Regions from separate parts of the Homo sapiens genome. Here region 1 is linked to region 2. Evidence: chromatin contacts called from ENCODE Hi-C data. All regions are on one chromosome and are shown on one strand. Each heading gives the region's core, a stretch centred on a gene start or an enhancer-like site at or near the end of the contact. The rest is flanking DNA. Distances are from core to core; before and after follow the strand shown. Region 1 holds the start of IFI16 (interferon gamma inducible protein 16). Region 2 holds the start of OR6K3 (olfactory receptor family 6 subfamily K member 3).

Region 1 (6,131 bases), core at 1,929-4,428, 290 kb after region 2:
TAGGCATTTCAATATAGGGTGGTTCTTAGTCCAGCAGGGCGTTTTCCCGATAACCACCTGTTTAACTACATTCACCCTTGGTGCAAGTGCCAAAAAACAAACAAACAAACAAAAAGACCAAGGCGATAGGTATTTGCACCATAAACTTCTCCCATCTTTTATGTCCGTAATTTTGTGTTATTTCGCATTTCTGACTGTTTATAGAATTGAATTGGCCTTTACCTTATCATATAATAATATACTTTAATTTTAATCACAAATACATATGTTAAGTAGAACACAATCTAGGAAATACAAGATAATACAGAGAAAAATGGAAGTATTGGGGAAAAGGAAACAGCACAAAACCAAGTGTGACGAAAAAGATAAACTTTGACTTCTAATTTCAACTGAGAATCAATGGACAAAACATCAAAGCCATTATCTGAAATGCATGGTTCCATTCATGTGAGAGTTGGAGAGACAAATGTTAGTATTCCAAAAAAGAAAATAATTCGGTTTAGGCTTTGGGAAAATCAGATTCTGTGTCTTAACAGCAAAGGTCCAGCCCCAGCAGGAAGCATGAGAACCCAAACAATGCCCTTGTGCTAATATTGTTAAGTGGAGAATCTGTAAAGAAATAATGAAGAAAATGACATTCACACAAGCTTAAAAGGACATGGATGTTTTGCTAAAGAAAAAAATATGTGTAGAAATTAGTAAATCAAGGAAGTAATTTTGCTTAGCATTCAAGTGCATGGGCTTTGGAATAAGGTAGATCTGGTTTGAATTTGGCTCCAACACTAACTAGGCGCCTAGTTTTTAGAAAATAGCTTCAATTACTGCTACACACTGGATTATGTTATCTAAATTCATATGATGAAGCCATAACCTCCCAGTGTGATGATATTTGAAAACGAGGCCTTTGGTGGGTAGTTTATGAGGGTGGGGTCCTCATAATGTGATTAGCACCCTTATAAGAAGAGGTATCAGAGAGTGCTCTCTCTCTCTCTCAACACTAGGTGAGGACCCTGCATAAATATGGCTATGTGCAAGCCAGGAAGAGGGCTCATACCAGAAACTAAGTTGGCCATCCTTGATCTTGGAACCCTCAGCATCCAGAAGACCCAAATCAACTAAGATAGTAGTCTTCTCTAAAAAGGGGAAACTTTGCTGCATAGAGTTGATTTGCAAAACAAGTGAACAATGCATATGCCACAGTCTATTGCATCATGAAAAACCAGTGTGCAATAGGTCTTTTTGTTCTTAGCAAGGTAAAGACATTTGCAATACTGACAGGAGAAATGTCACCTACAAATACTCTAAAGTGTGAAGTGACATAAATGTTTCTGCACAGCTAAAACTTTGGTATATGTGGAACAGTATGGAAAATGAGGCCAGAAAGGTAAAATAGTAAGCTGCTTTTTGTCATAAAGAGAGAAATGGAACACTCATTGTTCAAAAATAGGTACATAATTGAGAGATTTTATTCAGAATAATGCCTGATTAATATAAATTTAGTCACTGTAATAATGTAGCTACATAATTTATATATATGTATATATATTCGCACATTTTTTGCTTTATCAGGAATTTTTGTATATTCTACTAATGACTTTTCTGTATGATAGCACAAATTGCAATTGTTGGCCACTGCCACAAAGTGGGGGAAAATGCACATTTTTAAGCATTTCTTTGCTTCATCTATGAAAATTTCATCTTTGTGGTATGAATTATGGAGCATTGTCCTGAGTTGCCCTTATAGGTGACCGCAGTTTGTGTGTTGTATGCTGGAGTCCCAATTGAGGACATTACTGCATATAAAATGATTATAAGTAAAAGGCAGAAAATGTTCTGAAGGGTCATAACTTCCAAGGGTTCTCTACCCTTTGACCTCTGGATTGGGGTTCCCAGTGACTGCCTTAATATCCTTCTCTACCTACTGCCTTAAGGCCAACTCAATGTATCCACGTAAAGAGTACCCTAAAGCCAGTAAAAGATTATCACGAACACCCAGAGATGTTTATGGCCATCATTCCAGATCCTCTTTGCTTTTTCTTGACTTACTCCTTTTTTGATAAAGTTATTCATATGGTTTCAAATCCAGAATTCAGCTATTCACTTCATGGCCCTAGTTTGGATTAAAACAATCAGCTTTCTTTTGCTCTGTAGATGGCCTTGGACAGTACATATTAACAGTCTATGGGGCCCCTTTTCCACTCATGACCACATCCTGCTTGCAGATCTGCTGCTGGGTTAACACCACATCATCTGCTAGTTGATGCCATTTATTTGACATCCTGGGGTTACAGCACGCTAAAGGGCACCCACTGTCCTTAACAGAGAAAAATACACTGCTGAGCAGAGGATTAAACAGACTCCTCACACTACCGGAAGTTCAGTGCATTTTCCAGGATTTTCAAGTCTTCGATGCTGTCATGTTGAGAGTCCACTATCCACGTTTGTTTATCCAGGAATAATGCAGAAAATCTGAGCATTCGTGAATCTAATCATTGAGGTAAAGTAACCTAGTCATGGTCAAGAGGACAGCTAGTGTTAAACTCCTTCATATAAATTTAAGGAAGGATTTACATATTCATAATGACTTTCTGATCTGGAAAGCCCAGGCTTGTCAGTTATTAATAATTGGATGAATACTTCAGGTAGTATTTAAACAAATAGCGATTTCATAGCAGACATTTCCCCAACCAGGAGATGCAGTAAAGTATTGGTAGCAATAGATGCTCCTACCAAGATCTCCTCCTGCCACTGCCACTCTGTGCACAGGAAAGGAGGGGAGAAGAAGCCATGTTGCTTCTCTTATATTTGAGCATCATTTAAGGGAATATAAGTCTCTAATGACTCACATGTAAGTCTGCTGGGTAAGAAAGTTCTAATGTTGGAACTCCTTTCAGCTATCGAATTTTGTAAGAAAAAAAACTTATTTGTGTTTATATACATTTATGAGATACAAGTGTAATTTCGTTACATGGATATATGCCATATTGGTGAAGTCAGAGATTTCAGTGTGCACATCACCCGAAAAATGTTAACTGTACCCATTAAAGTAATTTCTCATCCCCCATTTCCCCTCACCACATGCTCCAGCCCTTGCCAGGAAACTGTTCATTTTCTCTGACTAACAGAAACGAAAGCTAAAAACACTGGTGGGAGGAGTCTCCACATTGTTTCCTACTCCATTTTCTCTGGGGCAATAGCAGAATAGGAGCAAGCCAGCACTAGTCAGCTAACTAAGTGACTCAACCAAGGCCTTTTTTCCTTGTTATCTTTGCAGATACTTCATTTTCTTAGCGTTTCTGGAGATTACAACATCCTGCGGTTCCGTTTCTGGGAACTTTACTGATTTATCTCCCCCCTCACACAAATAAGCATTGATTCCTGCATTTCTGAAGATCTCAAGATCTGGACTACTGTTGAAAAAATTTCCAGTGAGGTGAGTACTGTTCCTGATTTTGTAAATATGATCTTGTTCCTTCCTTGAAGTCCCCAGAATCACAAGGGGACAATCAGTATTGGTTATTCAGGGTCATGGGATGATGGGAGTAGGGCTGAGTATTCAGAAAAGTGAAAACTGAGTTGCTTGATATGAATCCTTCATTTACTTAGGAAGATAACAGGCATCTTCTATTCCACCACAACTGAGGACTGAACAAGAGAAAATGCATTTTGACCGTTGCAGATTTTAAAATTAATTATCCGAGTGTATACTGGCATAAGTTGGTACTTAGAAGAGGGCTTCTGTTATTTTGGCTGGAAGAAGTGTTGGAAACTCGGTAGCTGTGGTGGGTTCTCAAGATAGTGACATGAAAAAAGTATCATGAAAGAATATTAAGTAAAAAACATATCTGAGCATAGAGATGTATTATATGACATCATCCCAATTTTACAAAACATAAGAACAAATGTACACAGAGTAGAAAATTTTTTTCAGTTTCACAAACACAGTTACTCAAGCACATGGTGTCTTAATATTTTCATAAGTATATTGATCCTTTACTTTAGCTCCATTCTGCACCGGGTGCTAGCGGCAGAATTTCAATCATTTTGGAATTACTCTCTGCCCTCCTGAAAGTTAATGATTTTTTTTTTCCTTGTGGCAAGGTATAGGGGAGTGGAGGGGAAGGCAGTTAGGAAAAGGTTACTATTGTTTACTTTTCAAATTTTTAAAAGATGTTTTCTATAGCCTGGTACAATATTTCATGTGTGCTTAAATGGAATGTGAGATTCTTAAATGTTGTTTTCAGAATTTTATTAGATAAATGTTGTTAATTACGTTGTTCAAATTTATTATATCATTACAGATTTTTTCACCTTGTTCATTTAGTAATTGAAGCATAAACTGAAATCTCCTATTATAAAGTTTGCTTTTTTGGCCGGGCACAGAGGTTCATGCCTGTAATCCCAGTACTTTGGGGGAGACCAAGGCGAGCGGATCACTTGACGTCAGGAGTTCCAGACCAGCCTGGCCAGCATGGCGAAACCCTGTCTCTATTAAAAATACAATAATTAGCCGGGTATGGTCATGTGTGCCTGTAATCCCAGCTACTCAGGAGACTGAGGCAGGAGAATCGCTTGAACCAGGAGGCAGAGGTTGCAGTGAGCCGAGACTGTGCCACTACACTCCAGCCTGGGTGACAGAGCAAGGCTCTGTCTCAAAAAAAAAAAAAAATTTTTTTTCTTTGTAGTGCTCTCACAATCACATACATGTTATGTGTATATATAATATACATTCACACACAAATATATGTATATATAATCATGTATACAAACAGGTACACACATATATGTGTGTAGTGATGTCTGTACATGTGTGTATATGAAGAGAAATATATACTAATTATAGTACCATGAAGCACTATAAAATAATAAATAATATCATTAGATAAATTAGATAAATTCATAACTAAAACATAATTTTCTAGGAGTTGAAACTTTTATCATGTGGTATCTGAAGTTACTTTTGGGCTTAAGGTATATTTAAAATTACACAAACATAGATAAACTGGCTTTCTTTAGTTATTCCTTGCAAGATAATTTTTAACAATTTTTTTCACCTTTTGTTAACAATATATATGTAGATTTCTTAAATCAAATTTGATGAAAGTTGTCACTTAACAGGTCAGACCTTTTAGGTATATGCTGGTAATTAACAATCTGCTGTCTTTACTTCAATTTATGACACTTCTATATCATCTCACTATCTAAGACAATTGCTTTAGTGAATTGTCATGTTCTTTTTCTTCCCTCCCTTTACCATGCTGTTGTAATTTCTGTTTCTCTTATATTTGATCAGGGTTTTCTTTGTAAGACATTAGGAACACCTAAAAAAGTTTATTTTTCACTCTTCTTATCTTTTGGCTGGCAGAATTTTTAATTTTATTCATGTTTTCCTATTAAATATTATTTTCAATAGATGTTTTCTTGTGGTATGAGTCTTTGTCTTGCAAAAAGACTGAGGCCCTGAGTATCACAAAATAGTTTTTGAGACTCTTCTATTTAAATATCATTTTGCCTAAATTAAAACTCTAAAATGTAAAATTATATTTTCCCTTAAGACAAGATGAAAGCACCTCTTCTGTGCTGTGGAGCTAGATACATTTTGAAGTTAAGAATCTGGAGGCTTCAGAAAGGCTATTTAGTGTATATATTCTAAATAGTGTCTTACTAGAAACTCCATTGGGATATAAATAATTACTCCAAAATCAAAAGCACTAATATTGCAAAACAAAACATGTGAGTGTTCACATTTCAGTGAAATAAAGATTATACATAGCCTACTGTCATCCCAAATCTGGTTTTATTTTGCAAATAAATTGTGCTGTCACACTTGTTGGAAACAAGTGCTCAGTGCCACAAAGAAAAACCAGCACTTAAACAGGAAATTTCTCAGCAAAGCATATTTGCTTCTACAGAAGGGTGCTGCCTGCGTCAGTCACAATGCACATTCTAAGCTGACCGGATTGGCTACTGCTTTAAATTCTATAGGGGTAATTAGGCGGGAAGGAAGACACTGTCCTGTACCAATTAGGCGGGAAGGCATGTCTGGGGCGGCAAAGGAAGGAAGGGTTGTTTACAGAACAGGAAAGAACAGGAAAGTTTGAAGACGAACTTATTGTTTCTAGCACACTCAC
Region 2 (6,822 bases), core at 2,729-5,228:
AATTAGGATGACAGAAATTTCAGTGTGACAAAGCACTAGGTATAGAGTAATCTCATGTTCTAATATGTTAGACAAACATTAAAGCAATGGAAAGGGCCAGATGCGGTGGCTCACAGCTGTAATCCCAGCATTTTGGGAGGCAGAGGAGTTTGGATCACCTAAGGTCAGGAGTTCAAGACCAGCCTGACCAACACAGTGAAACCCCATCTCCACTAAAAATACAAAAATTAGCTGGGTGTGGTGGTGCATGCCTGTAATCGCGGCTACTAGGGAGGCTGAGGCAGGAGAATTGTTCAAAACCAGGAGGTGGAGGTTGCAGTGAGCCAAGATCATGCCATTGCACTCCAGCCCAGGCAACAAGAGTGAAACTCCATCTCAAAAAACAAAACAAAACAAAAGCAACGGAAGGGAACCTGTGGCTCTGTATTAACCTCCAGGCTTGTTCAACACTTTTTGAAGACAGAACAGTTTTTTAATCGCATTGTTCATGTCCTTGTTTCTCAGGCTATAAATGATGGGATTGAAGAATGGAGCAAGTACAGTAAACATCAGTGCAATGGCTGTGTCCAAAACTGGTGGATAAGTGTCGCTGAAACGCAAGTACATGAGTGATACACTGCCAAAGAATATCGGGAAGACCATGAGGTGGCCTGCACAGGTAGAAAAAGCCTTTTGCCTCCCTTCAGAAGAGGGAATCCTCAATATCACAGTGACAATTCTTACATAGGACAGGGCAATGATTAGGAAGGTAATGATGATGGTCACAGCATGAATCACATCCTCAATCAGAATCATGGACGTGTCTGTACAGGCCAGGCTTAGCACAGGGACCAAGTCACAGAAGATCTGATGGATTTGGTTGGGCCCACAGAAAGGCAGTGTGGAAATCATCACAATCTCGGGAAGCAGGATAAGGAAACCGAAGAGGCAGGAACCTGCAGAGAGTTGAGCACAGAGCCGGGGGGTCATGATCATTTGATAGCGAAGAGGGTTGCAGATGGCAACGTATCTGTCAATGGCCATGGTGGTCAGCAAGATCCCCTCTGAGTTTTCAAGTGAGTGGAAGAAATACATCTGCAAGATGCAGCCAGTCATTGAGATGGCCTTCTTTTCACTGATGAGGTTGGAGAGCATCTTGGGAATGGTGGCTGTGGTGTACCAGATCTCCAGAAAGGAAAATATACTGATAAAATTATACATGGGGTTGTGGAGATGGGTGTCCAGCCTTACAGCAGAGAAGATTAATAAGTTATCAATGATAATAAAAGTATAGATGAAAAGTAAAGGAAAGAAGTACAGGAGACTACCATCCTGAAGCTGAGGGAATCCAGTGAAGATAAATTCAGTCACTGTTGATTGGTTTCCGCTCTCCATATTTCTAGTAGAGCTACCTGTAAATGGAGAGGGCATAGTCCAGCACATGAGAGGGTAGAGAAAAAAATAAATAAGATGTACAGCTAAACATCTTTGAGAAGTAAGAAGAACTACCTTGAAGGTTTCATTTTTTTTCCTGACTTTAAACTCATGTACATATTGTCCAATGTTTGATTTTTTTCATATCAAACATTTTTTTTTGTATCAAACATTGGACAATATGTACACTAGTTTAAAGTCAGAAAAAAAAATGAAACCTTCAAGGTAGTTCTTCTTATTCCTCAAAGTTGCTTAGCTGTACATCTTATTTATTGGCACAACTGCAGAAATAGGGGTCTCCAAATGTTTTAATAATAAAAAAACTAGTTAAAATTATTTTTATTTTAGCTTAATCTCTAATATAGGTATTTGCATTTATAAGTTATACACATTTACTATATTAAGGCATAATAACACAAAATTATATATCTGTATCTCATATAATAAATTTTAAAATTAAAAAGTATGAATACGAATAAACATAACAGAAGTTATATTATGCTCTTTCCCTACCCGACTGGGCCATTGTGCACATGCTCTTTGAAAATCTCTGTTCTAACGTGTTACAATGTAAACCTGAAGTTGACATTGAAATCCTGTCTATTGTTACCTATATGTCTTTTGGAAAATTACTTAATACCTCAGAGTATCAGGTAATCATTTGCAAAATGGGATTAAAAATAGTACCTATCTAACAAGGATGCTGTAGGATTTAGTAAATACTTGCAGAAAGATTTGGACAGTGTTTAATAGGCAACTTCTGGAAAGAGTGATACAATCTACCTCTCTGCATTTCTTGTTCTCCTTTAACACTGCTGTGTGCTTCCTCCCGAGCATTATGCTGATACTATACTGATCACGTTCATCAATGCCCTGCTAATTACTAATGGAAACTATCCAGTCATCTCTGGCACTCGACACTTTTCATTACTCCTGCTTGAGACTTTGTTCCTCTGTTTCCACGATTCCATTCTCAAGGGACGTGACGCCCAGATAGCTTTAAAGGCAGTTCTAGCTTTGACTTTTGCTTCTGTTTTATTTATTTTATTTATATTTTCTTTCTTATTCTGCCTCTTCTCTCTTATATTAGCTTGTGTTGTCTTTCTTAAATTCTTTCCCAAGAGTCTATTTTCCCCAGGTTCCTATCATCCACTTCAACCTCTTATAGTTTTATACACTCCCTTAGTGATCTCATCCGCTTACAGGATTTAAACTATTAATACTTCTAAATGTTTTTCTCTAACCAATCTCTCTTTCATAAGCTTCACACCAACTATCTGACTCTTAACTCTCTGTAGCTTCACCTGCTAACATTCTCCGACTCCTCTCTCCCCTGCAATCCCATTGTTCATGTTGCTTTCTAAAATCACAGTTCTCTCCTGTTTGTGCTACTTCCTCTGACTTTAAAGTAACATATCTCTCCCTCCTCTGCCCCCTCTCCTCACACAAAAGCAATATATACTGCTGGTTAAAAGTCTAGATGCCAGAAAAAAAATTGCTAGCATTTAAATTCTCTTTATGGCTTACCAGCTCTGTGACTTAACATGAAGTTACTTAGCTTCTCTATGCCTTTAATATCTCATTTGTAAAACTGAGAAAATATTAATACTGGTTAATGAAGTCCTGAGAATAACTAAACATTTTATAATAACAATAGAATTGTACAGTATAGTATACGGTATTATTACGTCACTAATGCTGGCACTATTCCAAGCACATTGTATATATTTTTCACCTCATGCTCTTAATGCTCTAATGAGGTGAAATGATTATCCCCATTTTACAGAGGAGAAAACTTAGGCACAGACAGGTTAAGTTCTTTGTCCAGAAATTCTCGGCTAATGCAGGGCAAAGTCAGAATTTAAATCTATGCACTGTATCTCTAGAGACACATTCTAACCTACATACAGTTGACTGCCTCTACCAATACATGTAAATGTATTTTAAAACCTTAGTGTTAGGAATATAGGAAACACTTGGAAGTGTTGAATGCCATTATGCTTTATTGAAGCGTTTGTCAGGATCCATCATCAACTTACTTGTTTTACCTTCTCTAGACTATAGGTTTCTCCTTCAGGACAGTGAATGTCTTTTATCCCTCATAGTGACTACAACAGGGTTAATATGTAGAGACGGTAGGTATCAAATAAATTAACTTGGAACTCAGCCACTTGGTACAATTATAACTAAGTGCACAAGACAGCCATGAGTAAGTGAACAAAGAAAATTGGGGACTGTTTGAAAAGGGAACTATGACAATTCAGTTCTAATGAGAGCCTCAATCAAGTCTTGACTAGATGATCTCTCAGAAAATGGCATTATAAATGTGGCATGCTGTTTCATATATACCCATGCCCAGAACCACACTGAACAGAGCTTCCTCCTGTAAATACCTTTGCCTTCCACCCTTATTCAAAGTTCTAAATTCTTTAATAATCAGGTCTTCAGGTTATGAGATGATGATGATGATGATGATTATGCATGGTGAATGAATTCGGTCTCTTTATGACTTAGTCATCTACACTCACCTTTGCCAAAAACACAGGGACTCCTCAGTCTGCCTGGGTCACTGCATCCTTAATATTACTTCAGCCTTTTCAAAAAGGGATTTATAGTCTCTCCATAGGGCATCCAGGGAATAACAGGAAAGGGAACTGGGCTCTGTGGAGGATTCTTCCCCTCCACTGCACTGAAGTGAATCACCTTCTCTCATGGGGTTAATTAACAGAAAGTTTCCCCTCTTACTCTCCTTTTGTTAGATTTTCAGATCGAAGTTGTCAATAAATATATATATTTTTCCTGATTGTACTCATCTTCCCAAATTTGTAAGCTTCCTTCTCTAGCACTTTCATGATTGTCTCAGCTGTTCTTGAGTGTACCAGTGTACTATGCAAAGGGTAGTTTTGACATGATCCTGGCCTTCTTATATGAACACACAGATTTGGAAAGCCTGGAAGGAATATACTGACACCAGAAGATCATCTTGAAAAGCTATTTTACAGAAAATAAGGCCATTTCATAATAAACATGGCACTGGGGATTTAGTGCCAATACTGAAGAAAGTGAGGAAACCATGTCTTTTTTTGTTTTTCTCATGTCGTGAGTGTGTATGGGTCTTTCCTACCTTGAACAACTCACACTGGTTCTGCTGACTTCTTTATTGAAGATCAATATCTCATCTTTTCTACAAGAGTATTATTTATATCTGTGCTTCATCCACTGATCTGTTGAAATTGCAAAGTTCTCATTTTTTTCAAAGTTAATTACTTTTATCATGTCATCTTCTTCTGGAAATATGTATCAAGTTCTCAAATAGGAAGACGTGCTTTCTGAGTTTTGTCTAACTTTTCTTCTTACGATTTGGGAGCCTATTTTGGTTGTCTAACTTGTAGGTTTTTTTTAATTCAAAAATGTCAACAGGCCACATTGTATTTCCAATGATTTTGTATAATATAAAACAGTCTGTTTTGATCCCATGACTCAAGTATTCTCAAGCTCAGAAATATTTTCCTTTAATTTTACTTATTATTTTCCTCTGTTTTGTTTTTTTTCTAGAATTTTCATAATCATATTTTGCTCTGTAATATCTATTAATACATTCTCCATATATAACTTTTTCTCTTTGCATGTAATATTTGGCTCTTCATGTGGCTTCTCTAAATTCTGGGACATATCTTCCAGGCAATCTTACAAAACATTAATTTAATTTCCTGTAGTATTTAATATATTCTTCAATATCTCCATTGTATATTAAATTTTGTATTTTTTATTTCTCAACTTTTTTTCTGATATCTTCACAAATCTCATCAAAATTTTAAATAGGAAACATTTTAATGATTTGTGTCTTAGAGTTAGTCTATGTAATGAAAGAGCATTTACTTTCAATTCCCTAACCTCTCTGTCTCTCTCAGTCTCTCTCTCTCTCTTTAACTGTAGTAATCCAACTACTTATTGGGCTATGCATTTGACAAAGTTAATGATTTTAATACAAACGGTGTATGGCAAAACTAAAATCATTGTTTTAAAGAAGGCAATCTGTGTTTGTCTGTGTGTGTGAGAGAGAAGGAGAGAATATATTTGGATACAAAAAATAAGAATATTAAATATCTAAATATGCACAGCAAATATGGAAATATCTGCCACGAAGTTCAGTATTAGTTATAGATTATTGCTTTGTGCTAAAAAGTTGTGCTTTTTTGTTTTGTTTTAGTAGCCTCAGTTTACCTGGATAGTTCCTCACTTCTCTGGCTTGTAAATTTAAGATTTACTTTTCATGTCCTTCTCTGAACACAGCTCAGTGGATAACTCCATTGTGACTGGGAAATTTCATACATTCTTTGGCTCCATTCTCTCTATCCAGATTTCCCAAGTAGAGCATCGTTCTCAATTTCTGTTTTTCCAAGCTTTAATTATTTTTTCCATCGGTTGTATGTGGAATTTCATCCAGTTAATTTCTAGGCTCTCCTCTTCTGTTTTCTTGTCCAACACCGGGCAGATAAGTATTTCCCTCAGTCGGATCTCATGTACTCATACCTGAGGAAGTGTTTTAACTTTGGAGGTCAATTGTGGGAACTCTTTTCCCCAGGATATATAATGCTTTGGTTTAACTTAATTTTGATTTTTGTTTTTTGCTGTTAAATTTTCAATATATATTTTTGTTCATTCCTGGACTATCCAATAAACAGAATCAACTGGTGCTTTTGATATAAACAGAAATTATTTTCTTTTCTAGAAAAAAGAAAGTGGTATATAATATTTCAGAGTACTGACATAGCTATCATGAAGGTTTTTAGGTAAACTTATAGATATTTTAATGTTCATTACTATATCTTTACACTTTTCAGTTCTTAGGTCATCTAACAGTTCATCTAGTCCTGACTCTTTTATTTCTATTGAGTTTTTTGTGGAAGAAAATTTAAATATGTGTGTTTAAACTGTTATCTTAATACACAAATCTAAACTTGAATTTTAGAAAATTAATTTCTAGTGGCAATGCATAGACATTTTAAAGGCAGCAAAAGTGAAAACAAGAGTAATGTAGTTCAAATGATATATATTTCTATTACCTATCTGTCTATCTATCTATCTATCTATCTATCTATCACTTTGGAATGTGCTGGAGACTACTTTTAACCAAATAATTTTATTCAACCAAATTGGATGAATTCAACCAAAGCAGTCTAAGTAAATGAAGTTTGAATTCAACTTGGCTCCAGATAAATAATAACAACAAATATACTATAAATAATAATCATAGCTAAGTATTCCTAAGCATGAGTTTTTGTTTTTAATATATCACTCTTTATTAAAGCATTCTCTAAAACATCAATAACAAAAGATAGTAATTAGTTGCAAATGATATTAACAGATAACACTTATTTTGCACAAGCTCTGTGTTTTGCACATTCT

Evidence for each region. A loop is a pair of places that touch in the nucleus more often than their neighbours do. Pooled maps may share reads with other maps.
Region 1: a loop to region 2 is called in a pooled map, with 3 times the contacts of the local background. The contact joins the promoter of IFI16 here to the promoter of OR6K3 in region 2. A Hi-C loop is called at or near these places in 2 of 37 single-sample maps with no recorded cell type and 9 of 50 pooled maps.

Annotation. Positions count from the first base shown.
Region 1 is chr1:159,006,729-159,012,859 of GRCh38, forward strand. IFI16 (interferon gamma inducible protein 16) reads left to right here and starts at 3,179. Exons shown (of 12, transcript NM_001376587.1): 1 at 3,179-3,433. LOC124904432 (a long non-coding RNA gene) reads right to left here. Exons shown (of 2, transcript XR_007066671.1): 2 at 5,779-6,131. RefSeq lists an enhancer at 3,036-3,115 and a silencer at 5,888-5,997.
Region 2 is chr1:158,716,742-158,723,563 of GRCh38, forward strand. It overlaps OR6K3 (olfactory receptor family 6 subfamily K member 3), which reads right to left and starts at 3,979. Exons shown (of 2, transcript NM_001005327.3): 1 at 3,942-3,979; 2 at 1-1,391. The coding sequence starts at 1,374. The coding sequence ends at 427.